Regions from separate parts of the Mus musculus genome. Here region 2 is linked to region 1. The links are chromatin loops, found by intact Hi-C in ENCODE. Cell type or tissue: left cerebral cortex. All regions are shown on one strand. Links, peaks and the distances in the headings refer to the core of each region. The heading gives the core; the rest is flanking DNA. Region 1 overlaps Cdh13 (cadherin 13). Region 2 overlaps Cdh13 (cadherin 13).

What was found. A loop is a pair of places that touch in the nucleus more often than their neighbours do. Peaks named below come from ENCODE experiments on the same cell type or tissue, not always from the same donor. Only the 100,000 strongest peaks of a DNase experiment are listed, where the experiment ranks them.
Region 2: a loop joins it to region 1, with 2.5 times the contacts of the local background. A loop is called at or near these places in 3 of 42 quality-filtered maps.

What each region holds. Positions count from the first base shown.
Region 1 is chr8:118,870,487-118,878,829 of GRCm38, forward strand. The region is part of intron 5 of Cdh13 (cadherin 13); the gene reads left to right. Among named protein-coding and RNA genes, the nearest start is that of Gm31893, 180 kb to the right of the region's middle. In left cerebral cortex, for the core only: no CTCF peak of the experiment used is centred there; a DNase peak (open chromatin) is centred at 3,525.
Region 2 is chr8:119,060,798-119,069,140 of GRCm38, forward strand. All of the region lies in intron 6 of Cdh13 (cadherin 13), which reads left to right. Among named protein-coding and RNA genes, the nearest start is that of Gm31893, 7.5 kb to the left of the region's middle. In left cerebral cortex, for the core only: a CTCF peak has its summit at 3,944 (motif pointing left); DNase peaks (open chromatin) are centred at 193, 962 and 3,923.

The sequences.
Region 1 (8,343 bases), core at 166-8,165:
GAGTGTGTCACAGAGCATCATGCTCTGAGCATCATGTCAGCAGTGTCTGTGAATTATCCTAGTGAATGAATGCCATGTAGAATCAATACCAGAGAAAGGTGCATGGCGATGTCCCGGGGAACCACAGAGTCACTTCCAAAGCCCTCCCTGTACCTCCCCCAGGGTCACACAGGTCACAGTGGCTGCCCCCAAGCAACAAGTATAACAACACATGTGAAGTGATGTGTCCTATGAAAGGTCACTAGGATTCTCACTGGGGACCGGACCTAACGGTACCACGAGGCATTTATAAGCTCCCAAGTCCATGTAGGAAAGAATAAGTTACATTTGTTTGCCCACGTCAAGCACAGCAAGTCACTCGGATCAGAGATTGGTAGGAACCCATCCCAAACCCAACCTCACACGAACCAGCCAGGACCAGCCTGGCAAGCAGCCCTGTGTGGAAACAGAAGCCTCAGGCCAGCCAAGTACCATTTTTACTCTGCATCACTGAAATGTAACAGCCAGTGGTCTGTGGTCGAGAGTGTTCCGGGATGTTGTTCAGTTTAAGATAAAACAGCAGAGGAATTCTAAGTGGAAGGAACACTTCTAAATGTTATAAATTATCTTTTGATGTGTGGCATGTAGTGGGTGTATGTATGGGTGTGTGGCATGTGGTGCGTGACATGGGGTGGTTGTGTGTGTTGGTGTGTGGTATGTGGCAGGTGTATGTGTTGGTGCGTGTTGGCATGTGGCATGTGATGGATGTGTATACAGTTGTACACACCTGTGTGTATGCACACAAAGGCCTGAGGGGGATGCTGGATTATTATTATTCCTCTATTATTCCTTACCTTACCACTCTGAGAGGCAGAGTCTCTTGCTGAACCTGAAGCTTGCTGTTTGAGCTAGACTGGCTGGCCAGGAAGTTCCTGTGATCTGTCTGTCTTTGCCTGCCACAGCTAGGGTTACAGCCACTCATACCCTTGCCCTGTTTTTTTTTTTTTTTTAATGTGGTAGTTGGGTGTTTAACCTCAGCTCTGCATGCACAGTGAACGTCCTTACCCACTAAGCCAGTGGTTCTCAGCCTTCCTATCGCTGCAACCCTTTACCTCAGTGCCTCGTGTTGTGGTGACCCCCAACCATAAAATTATTTCATTGCTACCTCATAACTGTAATTTTGCAAGTGTTATGAATCATAATATAAATATCTGATATGCAGCGTATCAGATATATAATCCCCAAAGGGCTCCTAGCCCACAGGTCGAGAATCACTTTACTAGGCTGTTTCCCTAGCTTCCTGAATTATCTTTTTTTTTTTTTCTCTTTCCTAAATCAGCACTAACAAAATTACAAATGGAAACCCTACCCCAGACTTTACCAAGAAGCACTGAGAAATCTAAGCTGAGTCTAAGCTCAGTCGCCTCTGTAATATAAAGCCCATGGAATCCGTCCGGTCTTACAGTCATTAGATGTGGACCTTACAGATCCGTAATCACAAGGTCATCTGCTAACTAAATAATGAGATTTTTCATTTGAAATGTAAATTTGAATTGGTTCCCCATGCTGGGGCACCAAACGGGCCTAGATCCCAAGCTCTGAAATGAAGTCTAGGCGTGTGAGTAATATGTATTCCGCATACTGATAACCTAATCTGATTCTCATTTCTCGAGTCACCAGGAAGTTCTTTGTTCCAACTGCAATTAATTGTCACTTATCGGTACAGTCAAGATTCTACTACAGCAGGCTGCCCTTAATGATGTGGTTGGTGGACTAACAATTCTTCCTTCCCGGGCCACACCAGTTTTGGGATCACTCATAAAACTGGAAGCCAGTTTGCACAGTCCCAGCTTAATGGGGCTTAAAAGTTCACCTGTGGCAAACTCTTAAGTGAAAGCTTTAGACTTGCGATCAGTTTTGTTCCTGGATCTCTATCTTGCCGGACCAGGGAGGGAGTGGAGTGTTTTGGATTGTATTCCTTGGCTGTTCCTCCATCTGCATTTGCAAACTCCTGAATCTTATCCTCACCAGCAGCCTTCTTCTGGTGTTCTGCCTTGCTGATTTCTGTACTGCCTGGGACGTCAGCCCCTTAATCCTGCCTTGGCGTGGATCATCCTCGACTTCAGCAGTTCTTCAAGGTGCCTGAAGCTCCAATAGTTTCTTCCTGTATGTGTGTGTGTGTGTGTGAGAGAGAGAGAGAGAGAGAGAGAGAGAGAGAGAGAGAGAGTGTGTGTATGTGTGTGAGTGCATGTGTGTGTGAGTGTATGTGTATGAGAGTGTGAGAGTGTATGTGTGTGTGAGAGTGTGTGAGTGTGTGTGTATGTGTGTATAAAGTGTGTGAGTGTATGTGTGTGTATGTGTGTATAAGAGAGTGTGTGAGTGTATGTGTGTGAGTGTGTACATGTGTATGTGACAGTGTGAGTGTGTATGTGTGTGAGAGAGTTTGTATGTTGTGAGTATGTGTGTGAATGTGTGTATGAGTGAATGTGGTGAGAGTAAGAATGTGTGAGTGTATGTGTGTGAGAGTAAGAATGTGTGAGTGTATGCGTGTGAGCGTGTGTGTATGTCTGTGTGAGAGAGTGTGTGAGTGTATGTGTGTATGTGTGAGAGTATGTGAGTGTGAATGTGTATATGAGTTTGAGTATGTGTGTGTGACTGTATGTGTGAGTGTATGTATATGTATTTGTGAGTGTATATGTGTGTGAGTATATGTGTGTGGGTGTGTATATGTGTGTATGAGTGTGTGTGAGTGTGTGTGTGTGAATATGTGTGAATGTGTGTGAGTTTGTATATGTGTATGAGTGTGTGTGTGTGTGTATATGTTTGTGTGGGTGTGCGTACATACGTGCAGACGACACAGACTACACATCAGCATTGGGTGTCCTCTTGAAGCTCTCTTCATCTTATTGTTTGAGAAAGAGTCTCTCACTGACCCTGAAGCTCATCAATTCAGCTAAGGTTAGCCGGACAGAGAATAAAGATGCCTCCACCTCCGGAGCGCTGGCTTTATACATACATGCCCCTAATTGACTTTTACATGGACACTAAAGATCCAAACTTAGGGCCTCACACTTGTGTAGCAAGGCTGTAGCAACTTAGCTGTCTCCCAGCCCCTTGTGTTATCGTTTAGAAGCAATCTCTGGTTCACGCCTGTCTGAGCTCTGAGATGGTCCTACTGTGTGCCCATCAGCAGTGCTACTTTCTTAATGCTGTTACTCTGATTGCCCTGAACACGTGACACTTCACTCTGCTTCTCTCTGTCCCTGTGTCCATCTTTGCTGGCACGAGCACCTCCCCATTGACTTCAGCAAGGGTCCTGATGGGACCCCCACTCTGCTTCCCTTTTTAACAGTCCTTCCCTTTCTGCCCCAGTCCTTATAGCTGTCTCCCCTGGTCCTGCCTCACTTACCAGCTCATCATCCTGCTTCTGGTGTTCATGCCCAGACTTAGAAGGGAAGAGCGTGCCCGACGCTGTGTGTTAGTGGCAGCTCCTGCCAGTACTTATCCACTGTTTCCTTTCCCACCGGGCTTGTTCTTGTAACTGTGCCAGTATTCCTTACACCACTGGCCTCGAAGAACACTGAAGTGAGGCTGTTTTCCATTTTAGAGCTAGTTGCTAGTTGCTAGTTGCTGAAATTTTAGAGCATTTCAGAGTACGCCATTGTCCACCCACAACACACACGCACATGCACACACACTTACAGTCCTCCATATACACACAAACTTACAGTCCCCCCATACATACAAACACAGTTCCCCCATACACACACACACTTAGAGTCTCCCATACTCACACATACGTATAGTCCCCCCCATACACACACACACACACACACACACAGACACTCACACTCACACACTTACAGTCCCCCCATATACACACACACACTTATAGTCCCCCATATGCACACACACACACACACACACACACACACACACACACACACACAGTTACAGTGCCCCTCCTGACATACACACACTTATAGCACACAGGGTGGTTAGCATTGACGTCACTTCCTTGTGCATTATTCACTTTTGTACCTCTGTGAGGTGCCACTTAGATGGGAAAGTGGGTTATTTTGACTCATAGCCCCAGAGGGATGACACCCTTTATGATGGGAAAAGCACGGCAGCAGGACCAGAAAGCTGGCTGATCACATCGTCATTCAATCACACATAAAAAGCAGAGAGACAGAAGATGAAATGGTAGGAAGTTATATACCCTGAAAACTCACTCCCAGGGGCATACTTCTTCAAGCAAGGCTTCACCCCCTAAAGGTTCCATAACTCCCCCTATAGTGTCACCAATTGGGAACCAAGTGTTCAAATACAGAAGTCTGGGAGGGGGACATTTCTCATTCAAACCACACCATGCTATGCTTGAGGGCATCCGTATGATACAGGTGCCACCAATGTATCTGATTGGCACGTTAAGCATGTGGAGTCTCAGGGGTCAATCAAACCAGCCCAAGGCAAAGCAGGGATTCTGGGCCACGTGTCTGAGATAGATCTATGATGAGATATCTTTCCCAGGCAGGCATCTATCCATCTCTAACTGATACCTGACTCTCCCAAGAGAATGTTAAAGGAAATGGTGATGGTTTTGGCTCTATACCATTTTCCTTCTTGAGACAGTTGTGTTTGGGATCTTTGGAGCAGGTACCAAAGACTCCAGGAGAAAGTCCATGAGACAGGTCCACTTTCCTATGTGAATGAGACCATCCCCCACCTGCTAACTGCCTACCATCTAGGATCTACCTTCCCTCTACAGACACCTAGCTATTCATTGCCCCCAGACTGCCCTACCAGTCACCAGCCTTAGTTGGTTAGCTGTCTTTGCGGTAAGAGACATTGGATCCCAAGCCAAATCAACTTAACTAAAGTCCATGCAAAGTCAATCTTTTTGTCACACGACCACACCCCTAGATGTCACAGTGATGGGAACTGTCCATTCACACATGTTTTAGATGAAATGATTTTTAATCCAGGTTTGATTTCTCAGAGAGTTGAAGAAATGTCAACCACACTGCCATCTAAAAATTTTGTTTGATCTGATAAGTACTGAAAAAAATTCACTTTCTCTTCTTGTTACTTTTCTTCCAATTGAGTTTGTTTTTCCAACATCAGACACCATCTGATGCATGCCAGATGCTTCCCTGGATGTGAAGAATGGAAGGACAGAGCTAGGTGAGGTTTCCTCTTTTCTAGTTGTATTTTACCCGGAGAAGATAGAGAATGAAAATAGTGTTAAATAAAATCAGGATTATGCAGTGGGAGGATTGGTGCCAGAAAGAAAGCCAAAGGCAACTCTATGAGAAACCAGAGGGCAGATGTTCAACTTCAACAGCTGGTGCGTGGAAAACCCTAGAATATATCAGCAGCCAGTAGTGCTGAGGTCCTTGGGGAGTCATATACAACGGAGGGACATCTGGAGACCCCAGCAATCCCAGAATGATCAAAAATTGTAAAACAGGGGACTAGAGGAATGGTCAAGCAGTTAAGAGCACTTTCTGCACCCACAGTGGGTGGCTCATACCATAGCTCTAGCATCAGGAAATCCAACCTAGTGCCCTCTAATGGCCTCCACTTGTACCTCCACATGTGTGGCACACATAAACTCACATGGGCACACACATACACATAAATAAAAATTAAATCAATGTTTAAAAATGTAAATAGAAAGCTGGTACCAGTGGAGTGTGTCCAGCAAGGGAGATGGGATTAACTAACAACAAAAAAATGTTGGTAGGAAGGTCAGACCCTGATGAGGTGAGTGCACAAAGCAGTCACTAGAGGACCCCAAGCAGGTGAAACGTTCTCTGATTCCATCAGCACTCACAGATCTCTTTATAGGATAACAGTCTGAGCTGTGTTCTGTCTTTGGGTGACATGAACCAGACTTAAGTTCTTTGTGGAGCCATCGGTGGCAGCAGCAGCAGCATCAAGCAATGCTCGAGAATCTGGATTTCAAAGGGAGTCCTGCAGCAGGTGCATTGGAGCATATGGAAATACACATGATCCCTAGGGAGCACAGAGAGAGAGTTCTAAAGTGTGGGTTCCCTCGGTGTAGTATTGTAAGTGTTCTTCTCATAGTCCTTGCCCTGTGGCCAATCACCCCTCTAGATATTCAGCCTCTAGCGATCTTGGAAGAGATAAAGATATTACAGCATCACAGGGTGCTGGGATGGCCGAACCACTCAGTCTTGATTGGATCCTAGTTGTAATACTGTGCTATGGTTTGTCAGGATGTTGCCATTGGGAATGACTGCATTAAGAGTGTATAAGATGTCTCTGTGACTTTTTTTTTTATAACCACACATGACTCTACAATTATCTCAAAATAGAAAGCTTAATGAAAAAATAATAGCGCTATTCATTTGAGTGTTTTATTAGGCACCAGGCACCATGTTGTGTAATCCTTATGAGTCACCTCATTTAATTCACATGAAGAACTCGGGAGTCTAGCATTACCCCCACTTTGCAGGGGATGAAACTGAGGACCCTAGGGATCAAAAGGTTTGCCCAGTCACCCAGCTGGCAAATGGTGGTGCCAGAGTTGGTTCTAGAAGATCCATCTCCAAAGCTGATGTTCTCCACTGTTGTGGGTTGCCATGGTGCTGTTTGTATTTTGATGCTAATTCTGCTTCCTCAAGAGGGGCTGCCCCAATGAGGAGTGGATCACGTACTCAGGTGATTCTATGTGAGCCTTCTCACCATTTTAACTGGTCAAATAAAGGCTAGAGCCCAAGATTGGGCAGTGGGAAGGAAAGGTGGGGCTGGAAGAGAGGGAGAGAAGAAGGAGGAGAGAGAGGAGAAGAGAGTGGAAGACGGAGGAAGAGGAGGTAGAAGGAAGATAGAGCAGAACCACATGGCCTGGAGGACCAGCAAGTGGCAAGGGACCCCATAGCTGGGGAATAAAGCAGTGTAGTGGTCGATCTGCCCAATCTAAGTGTGCAGCCTATAAACATTATAACTGAATTGTGTGTTCTTTGCACAGGCTTATTGGGGTTGGAGATTTACCTCAACACCCCACCACATCATATGGGCTTTGTCTCAGCTGACCTTCCTCAGGTTGGTCTAGCCTGAGGAAGTGGATGCCTGAATCCTGATCTCAATGTGGAGAAGGGGAAGGAAGGACAAACTAGAAAGAGAGACGTTACCTGCCTCTTCTGGGGTAGCCATCTGTGGTGACAGCCTGGGATCCAGTAGACTAGACAGACCTCCAGGACCTAGTTGGGGGAAGTAAGACACTTTAGATAGAGTTTCTATTACCAAAACACCTGAAATAGACACCCTCAACTTAAGGAAGGAGGGCTTTATTTTGGCTCACAGTTTTAAGGGATGCAGTCCATCATTAACAGAGAAGGCATGGCACCTACAGCTGAGCTCCATCACAGCTGGCAAGAGCTTGTGGTACAAATTTCCACATGTCCACGAGTCAGAAGAGACATGTGTGGGTTAGAAAAAGAGACCGTAAGCTTGGGTGGGAAGCTGTGACATGCCTACCCTCAATAAGTGTCCTTCCTCTGGCTAGAACCCCTACCTCCTAATGGTTCCACACAGCCTCCTCAAACGGCACCTCTAGCTGGGAACCCAGCATTCACATGTGGGCCTATGGAGACATTTCATACTCAAACTATCATCCTGGACCCTGCCTCCACCCTCAAGAACCACAGCCTGGGCATCACTGTCCAGAAATGTGTAAAGCCTGTTTATTCTGGCAGAATCAAGCTACCCTCAAAGTCACCCAGCTAGGGCAACAAGGTCAAGTCCACATGGAGACAAAAGACATCCTCTCCTCTTCTGAGGTCAGTTTTAATGGTTTTCCTTTGTAGTTCCCAGGGCGGGTGTAGGGTAGTTTTTCTAATCCCTATAAATGTATCCCGAGTCCTCCAGTCCCTCAGGAGCCCTGGAGTTTTAAGCTCCAACATTATCCCAGCTTTAATGTCTTTAAGCTACTTTGCCAACCAGTTGGAGGAGCCTCCCCATCCCCCAGTACATTTATCTCAGGGTTTGAGTGGCATTTTTAAAATTTGAAGAGAAAGTTTTAATTTGTCCTGATGTATTTGGTGCATCTTTAGGCAAGAATTTATTAGGATATTATGGTTAATATAATCATAGCCATAACTCCCTAATGAATGCAAATGGGGAAAATAAGATTTTATTAAGCAAGGACGATCATCTTAAAACCTTTATAGCCTCGTGCTTATGGAAACACTTTGGGAATACACCTGTTCCTACAGTGAATCCTGTCATCTGGTGCTGAGGACAGTGGAGACACAGGCTGAACCAAGTGAGGCATGGCTGAGTGAGGACAATGAGAGAGATGCTAACCTGGAGTGGGTGAGATCAGTCCCTTAGGAG
Region 2 (8,343 bases), core at 93-8,092, 190 kb after region 1:
TTTCTAAAGCATCTTCAATCTCCGAAAGGACTGAAAACAACCAAGAATATAAGGTAAAATCACGTTGCGCTTTCTGGAGGAAGCCATAGCCCTGCCCACAGAGACTGGGACTGTGTTGATGATGGAGATGGAGGATGAGATGATGATGTAGCCATGGTAACTGTGGTGATGGTTAGAGTCAGGATGGTGATAATGAGCCTGCTGCCAGTCACTATGACGGCAACGGTGAGGATGCTCGTCTTCATGTGGGGACCATAATGCCGAGGCTGCCGTTAATGATGGTGATGAGGATGGTGATGGTGATGCTATTGATGATGCACTGCTGCTGAAAGTGATGCTGGTGGTGGTGGAGATGATGATGGTATAATGAGGATCATGGTGATGATAGTGGTAACCGTGGGGATGAGGAGGAGGATGAAGATGTAATAAGGATGGCGGTGGAGATGGTGGAGATAGAGGCATCATTTGACCCTTTGCTCAATACCAAGTCAATGTGCTCCATGCCTAATCCGAACCATCACTGCTTCGGTACCACCCCATTGTCAAGTGAGTCTTCTCATTTTAAAGATGATAGAGCGGAGACTCCAAGACAGGAAGGAACTTGCCTAGGACAGTACCCATGGCATCCCCTAGAACACAATGTGAAATCCTGAGCCGGTGGCTGAGCAGTGAGCCTAAAGACACCCAGCAGGGAATTCCCACAGCAGATCTACCTTGAAGCAGTGAGCCTGGAGCCCCATGACCTCCCATAGCACTGCTCACTCTCTTCTGAAAGACTCCAGGGATTTTCATACTTCTCAATTCAGTCTGCACTCCCGTCTGTCCGTTTTGTATAATAATAAGCAGTGGGCAGTACTTCCGCCAGAGTGATACATCGTCCCTTGGGCAGAGCAGTAGAAGCTGTTTAAATCTCTGCCCACCAAACTAATTTCGGTTTCATTCATGACAGCCTGTTCTAAGTTGAGGCTGTGCTCAAGGCGATTTTTTTGCCTGAAGGTATAGGATTCCAGCTTTTTACTGTCTGAATTCATTAGAAGCCCAAGTCCCAGGAGACAGAGATCGAAGACACGGTGCACGGGAACAGATCCAAGTTTCCAAATCAGTGAGGCTTCTCTGCCGCAGAGTAGACAATGCCTCCCACAATGCACCTCGATGTCCCGTGCCACGGTCTACTAAAAGCAGGTAGTTTCTACTTCTGCAAGGCTGACAGCGGCAGCCTGGGATTGAAGGGATAGATGAAGCTACGTTAAGGCTTTGCTGCCCCCACCCCAGGGATTCTTTTTCTTTTGTTTGTTTTAAGGTCCGAGGCATTTTTTATTTCTTATTCTGTTAGTAATTTTTAGTTAGTATACAAACTAATGGCTTCATGATGGCATGCTTATGCCTGTCGGTCTTTATATTAAAGTTCCTGTTCCTCTCCCCACTGTCCCTGCCTACACCCATACCCTCTTTTGCTGGTCCCATTCTGCCCCCAAAATATTATCTCCTGCTTTCATCTTCCATCACCTCTCCAACACACACACATATACACACCACACATGTTACACACACAGACACACAGACACAGCATACACATACACACTACACATGACACACATATACACACAGACACACATGCACATATACACATACATACATACATACATACACATAAACGCACACATATATACACAGACATACAGCACACATAAACAGACAAACATATACAGACACACACAGCACACATACACAGACAAACATACATACACAGACACATATACACATACACACACATACACACATGTACACACACATACTACACACACAACACTCAGACACATACTCACACACATACATACAGATATACACACATACACACAGAGAGACACATACACACCCTTAAATATACACACAACACACAGACAAATACACATACACACAGAGACACACACACACATATATACACACACACATATACACAGACACATACACACATATACACACATCCCACACACATGACACACAGACATATACACACACATACACACAGACACACAGACACATAAAACACATACACACAGACAGACACACACATGTATATACCCCCCCATACACACATGTACACACAGACACATCCACACTCATACACACATACACACACAGATACATCCACACACACAGACACACACACACATATGCACAAACACCACACCTTAAAATCTCACCTGTCCAGTCTCCCTCCTTGGTCTCCATCTCCTACTCAGGGACTCAATTCCCTTGCTGCTCTGACAGTAGGGAAGGGGTGATGTTCACATCTCCCCACAAATGATCTTCTTCTTCTTCTTCTTCTTCTTCTTCTTCTTCTTCTTCTTCTTCTTCTTCTTCTTCTTCTTCTTCTTCTTCCTCCTCCTCCTCCTCCTCCTCTTCCTCTTCCTCCTCCTCCTCTTCCTCTTCCTCTTCCTCTTCCCCTCCTCCTCCTCCTCCTCTTCCTCCTTCTTCCTAATGTATTTATTTTTTATGTACATGCATATGTGAGCATGGTGGAGGTATCTATGTGAATATGTAAATGGGGTGTATGCTCACAAGTGTGTGCCGTGCATGTGTCTGGGCAGGCCAGAGGAAGACTTTGGGTATGCTATGTTAGCACTCTCTGCTAACATATCCCTTGAGTTGGAGTCTCTTACTCATCCTGGAGCTGTGTTGTACCCAGTAAGCCCTAGTGATCCCCCTGCCTCTGCTGCACACACCTGGAACATTGTGTTCCTGATGCACATGCAGCCAAACCTAGCATTTTTAGTGTTTGCTGGGATCCCTACTTGGAGCCTCATGCTTGACAGCAAATGTTCCTGCCCATTGAGCCGTACCCCCAGTGCTTGCGCTCTCTCTCTCTCTCTCTCTCTCTCTCTCTCTCTCTCTCTCTCTCTCTCTCTCTCTCTCTCTCCCTCTCTCTCTCTCCCCACACCACACACACACTACAGACACACACACACTACAGACATACAGTGTGTTTTTGTTGATGATAAAGATAATCATGTTTCCCCCAGCCCTTCCTTTTATCATGAGAATTCAGAACAGGCTCTCCATCACTTAGCTAAGAAACACAGTTGGCTTTCTAGATCTCCTAGCTAAAGGTCCTAAGAAGCAGCTACAAGTTTTCATGAAGGAAGGAATATTTAGTGTTGACTTGAGAGCCTGTCTTCCCTGAAGTGTTAGCTGGAAAGGTGGGCAGTAGAGTGGAAGGGACTTGGGTCTGCAGAACAGCCAGACACCAAGCTTAGAGCCACCAGTCCCTGGGTATGCAGTGGTAACAGCCCCCAAAAGAGCACCTCTCTCCTTCTTGAAGTTTTGTGCTTCAAGCTTTGTGCTCAAAAACTTCCATGGAACAAAACATCTACCAGGGAGGTGTGACTTTCAGTTGCTTTTAAGGAAGCAAGTTTCCACCACTAGCCTTCATAGCCTCCAGCTTTGTAAACTGTCTTCAGGCATCCCTGGCCTTGGGCAGGGTAGGGAGTGGGGGTGGGGCAGAAAGTGGACACAGGCAGGTCACTAGATCTAGAAGATGGGAAGCCAAGCCCTGGAAGTGTGGAGAGAGGAACCATCTAACTCCGGAGCTGCTTTGTGCCTCTGTCCTCTTTGTCCTCCTCCTCCCCCCTCCCTTCCCACTTCCTCTTCCACCCCCCCCCCCCCCGTTCTCCTCCTCCTCCCCTCAGGAGTGGGAGTCAATGATAGAAGACCTTCCACTATCTAGCCAAACTCCGTGGACTCTAGTTGTCTCATATCCCGAAGAGTAACTGAATCAGAAATACGGTGATGATGTCATTAGGTCACGTGCCCTACCTGGAGTTAAACTAGGCTGCTTAAGCATTTAACAAAAGTGTGTCTTTGTGTATAATAAAAGGAGAGGATCTTGGTGGCCACCTTTAGATAGGCAAAACAATCTCCGTAGTGGTGCTTTACTGCCACCTGGTGGCCATATACCTGCATTGACGGGGTTTAGAAAGCCGGGAAAGGAATCTGTTCTACGACCCCCTCAAAACATCTAACAGTGTTTATGCCACAATATGCTTGATAATGGCGCCGGTGAGTTAATGTGTGCTGTGAACCACGGGAAAGCCTAATAATGCACAAGGCAAGGCCACTGGAGATGGTTGATCTGGGGAAGTGCTGAAGGGGTCATGCGTGCCAAGTCTTCTGTGCTTAGCTTGGAAAGAGTGGCTAGCTCCCTGTGAGCCTGGGCACAGTGGCCGCTGTTACTGTTGATAAGCCCCTCGTGGTTATTGCTACTTTTTTAGAATAACTAGGATTTTTGGAGGCAAGAAGGCAGGAATGAGTGGAAAAGATATCTTCCTCCGTAAGCTGCCCTGGGATACCAGCTCTGTGTTTCTGAGGAAGCTGGCTTTGGATGCTGGTTCTGTGTTCCTGAGGAACCTGGCCTTGGATGCTGGCTTCATGTTCCTGAGGAAGCTGGCCTGGACTACTGGCTCCATCTTTCTGAGGCAGGGGAGGCTCCAGGGAGCCTCTGAGGGAAGGACACAGGACAGAATCACTTAAGGTTATTGGTGGCCTTGGCAAGAACATGCGAAGACAGGATTCCTCGTGTGGAGAATGATGCATGGCAGGTGGGGTAGAGAAAAGACACAAAACACTCCTGGTTATGAACCTCCACAGCCCCGCAGCCCTGTGCTAGAGGGGACTGGGGTCTGTTTGTCAGACTTGACCACAGGAACAGAGACTGGCCAGTGGCATCCCTGTGAGCAGGTATCACTACTTACATGCCTCAAATAAAAACGATCATCTATAATGTGGTTTGCTCTTACAATACTCTAGAATGTTCTATAATAAGCCTTTCCAACTAAAATGTTTGTCCAATCCTTGGGGACAAAAATCCTAAATGCTTCCATGAGGCAAGAGCTGGTCCATAAAAGCACAGAGAGACCGATCAGCGAAATGCTTGCAGCACAAGCGTGATGACCCGAGTTGTCTCCAGCACTCACACAAGAGCTAGGAGTGGTGCTGTGTGCCTGTGAGCCCCACTCTGGGAAGGTGGGAACGTGGGGCTTCCTAGGGCATAACCTAGTTGGTGGGTTCCAGGCTCAGTGACAGATCTTGTCATTCACAAAGAAGTTAAAGAAGGGTGGAAGTGGCTAAGGAAGCCATTGCCAACTCCTGGCTCCCATATATCTGTCCACCACAAATACAAACACACACTTATGCACTCAACGTAAATGGTGGCGTAAAGGGAACAGTACAAATCCAGTGACATTTACCAAGAAGTCCAGTGCCACAGAAGCCACGCCCACTGGGCAAGAACATGTGGCTGGCAGGGCCCGGAACACATTTTGCCGCCGTCTGAGGCTGTTGCTCAGCTCTGACTGGAAGTGGGGGTGCTGTTGACTTCCAGGTAATATGCTTGGTCTGTCAATAGCTCACTGTATATCAAAGAGAAGTTCTCTCCTGTATTCGCCACACGCGTATCATCTAGTCCGTGTTTCTCATCTACTAGAGTTTCTTTCCAAGCCTTTATGAGTTCAGGGGCTCAGTATCTGGTTCTTACATCATCCTCCTTGTATGCAGGGTTCACCCAAGAACCCATCCCGCTGATATGTCTCCAGAGAGACAGTGAGCTTAAGTGTGACCTTCATCTCATTTACATGAGATAGATGACCCATGCATGCTATGTGTCTTTCTGAGTCTGTGTTCTTTTGCTTAATATGGTTAGAAATAGACACATGCCTCAGAACCTGGTGAGGTGACTCAGCCAATGGAGGGCAATCGAGGGAGACATCCGACCTTCACCTCCGGCCTCCATGCACAATAGCACACACATGCTTAGGCATTTGTGTGTGCTCTCACAGGAACACACACACACACACAGTAAGTCAATGTAATAGAGGTTAAGTACTACACTAAATGGGGGAAAACTCAAAGCATTTGCTCTGATATCAGGAACATGGATAAGTGTCCCCCATCTCCATCTCACTCCACGTAGTCGCTGACATCTTAGCTAGAACCCTGACATGGGGAATAAAGTAAATGGTATACAAATAGGAAAGGAAGAGGCCAAGGTATCCCATGTCGCACACTTAAGAGAGCCCCAAGAATCCGCCCTTAACACCAACACACACTTGAAGCAAAGTAACAAGATACAAAACCCGTCTACAAAAATTCCCATTGCCTTTCCCATAAACCAACAGTACACATGCCAAGCAGGAAACCAGGAAAACAATAACATTTATGATAGCTTCAAAGAAATTACAACACCTAGCATCTTAGTTAGGTTTCCATTGCTGTGAACAGACACCATGACCAAGGCAACTCTTATAAGGACAAAATTTAACTGGGGCTGGCTTACCGGTTCAGAGATTCAGTCCATTATCATCATGGTAGGAGCATGTCAGCATCCAGGCAGGCATGGTGCAGGAAGAGCTGGGAGTTCTACATCCTCATCTGAAGGAAGCCCCGAGCAGGCTGTCTCCCATATGGCTGGGAGGAGGGTCTCAAAGCCCACCTACTCAGTGGCAAATATTCTCAAACAAGGCCACACCTCCTTATAGTGACACTCCCTGGGTCAAGCCTATTCAAACCATCACACCTAGGAATAAACCCAGTAAGGAAGCCATGACCTCTACAGAGGAGGTTTCAAAACACCAGAAAGGGACATTGAAGAGGACCCTAAAAGATACTCATTTCCAGGCGGTATTTTTCTCTCCATAATCTCTCTTTCACCTTGAAACTTTTGGGAGAAATGACAGAACCCTTTTTCAGTGTTCTCAAGTCTGAGGAGTTCAAGGGTCAAAGGATTCACAGATCTTGTGTGTGGTAAAGCTCCTCCCACTACAATGAACAGCACCGGCCCACCATATTCACACAGTAAATAAACTATTCAGGGTTCTTCTAGCCTAGCCTAGACCATCTCTATGCATCTGGTGTGTGTGTGTGTGTGTGTGTGTGTGTGTGTGTGTGTGTGTGAGTGTTTGTGTGTGTGTGTGTGTGAGAGTGTGTGTGAGTGTGTGTGTGTGTGTGTGTGTGTGTGTGTGTGTGTGTGTGTGTTGGATGCAGCTCAGGGATTTGGTTCTCTGTTCAATCTTGGCTCATCTCTCAAGACCCAAGAATGGCAGGGCTGATCTTCCTGATTTCCTATTTGTGACAAACAGCAGCCTATCTTCCAGACCAGTGAGTTCTAATGCCACATGCCTGTGCCCATCATTAGGCAGGAGACACAGTCCTACTCCATGTCCTGAGAATATGATTATTTTTAAGACTGGAAAAGGAGAAATTATTTGAAATACTCTCTTGGAATGGATGTTTCTACTCCAGCTTTGTCAGTTAATAGAATATCAATAAATCAGAGACAGCTGTGCGCACGGTTTCATTGTACATACGATTTAGCTGGCTGTTGTTCTGTAAAATCTCACTCCCACATTAGATTATTCATACCTTCATTTATTTGCTCATTTTTTAACCAAGCATTTATTATTATCTACGTCATGCCAAACTCTGAGTGAAACTGAAAATAAAAACAAATTGCAACCATGTACGCAGGTGGGAAAACTACACCATGTCTTCACCTTGTACAGGGAAGCAGGCTGCGCTGGGCTGGGCTGGGCTGGGCTGGGCTGGGCTGGGCTGGGCTGCCCTGGGCCCAGGGCCTGGGCCCAGGGCCTGGGCCTGGGCCTGGGCTGGGCTGTGCTGAGTGACCATTCATTTGGTTAGTTTTACATTTGGTTGTCACACGTGGCTTTATGTGGGGTGATATTCATTTTCTACTGTTTTTAAAGCTGTGGCCAATGTTAAAAACAAACATCTAAAGATACAGAGCCTGGCAAGATGGCTCAGTGGTTAAGTACACTTGTGCTGCAGACATGGTCCTGGACCCCAGCATCTGTGTTACAAGCAGGTCATCCCAGCTAACACCTGCAAGCCTCACTCTGAGTTGGAAGACAGGGGGGTGTCAATGGGGTTCACTGGCCTCAAGACCAGTTGAGAATGAGCCCCAGGTTTGGGGAGAACCCTCCCTGAATAAGCAGGTAGAGAGTGAGAGAGGGAGACAGCTGATACCTGACACCCTCTTCTGGCTTCTGTGTGCATGCACACATGTGGAGGAGATACACATATACACACTCACACACACACTGAAACTAAATATGGGGTGGGGTGATAAGGAGCTATAGATTTTGAGTGGGGCAATTGACTTATTTCCCTGAGATACACACTAAAGCCTTCCTCAGTGGGGAATGCCCAAAGCTGGCTTCAGGAAAGAGAATTACTATTCTCTCACACTGAACATAATTTCTGTTCACTTGGCTGCAGAAACCAGCCTTCAACCCAACTGAGACAGTTGTGCACTAGCTGAACCCAAGTCCA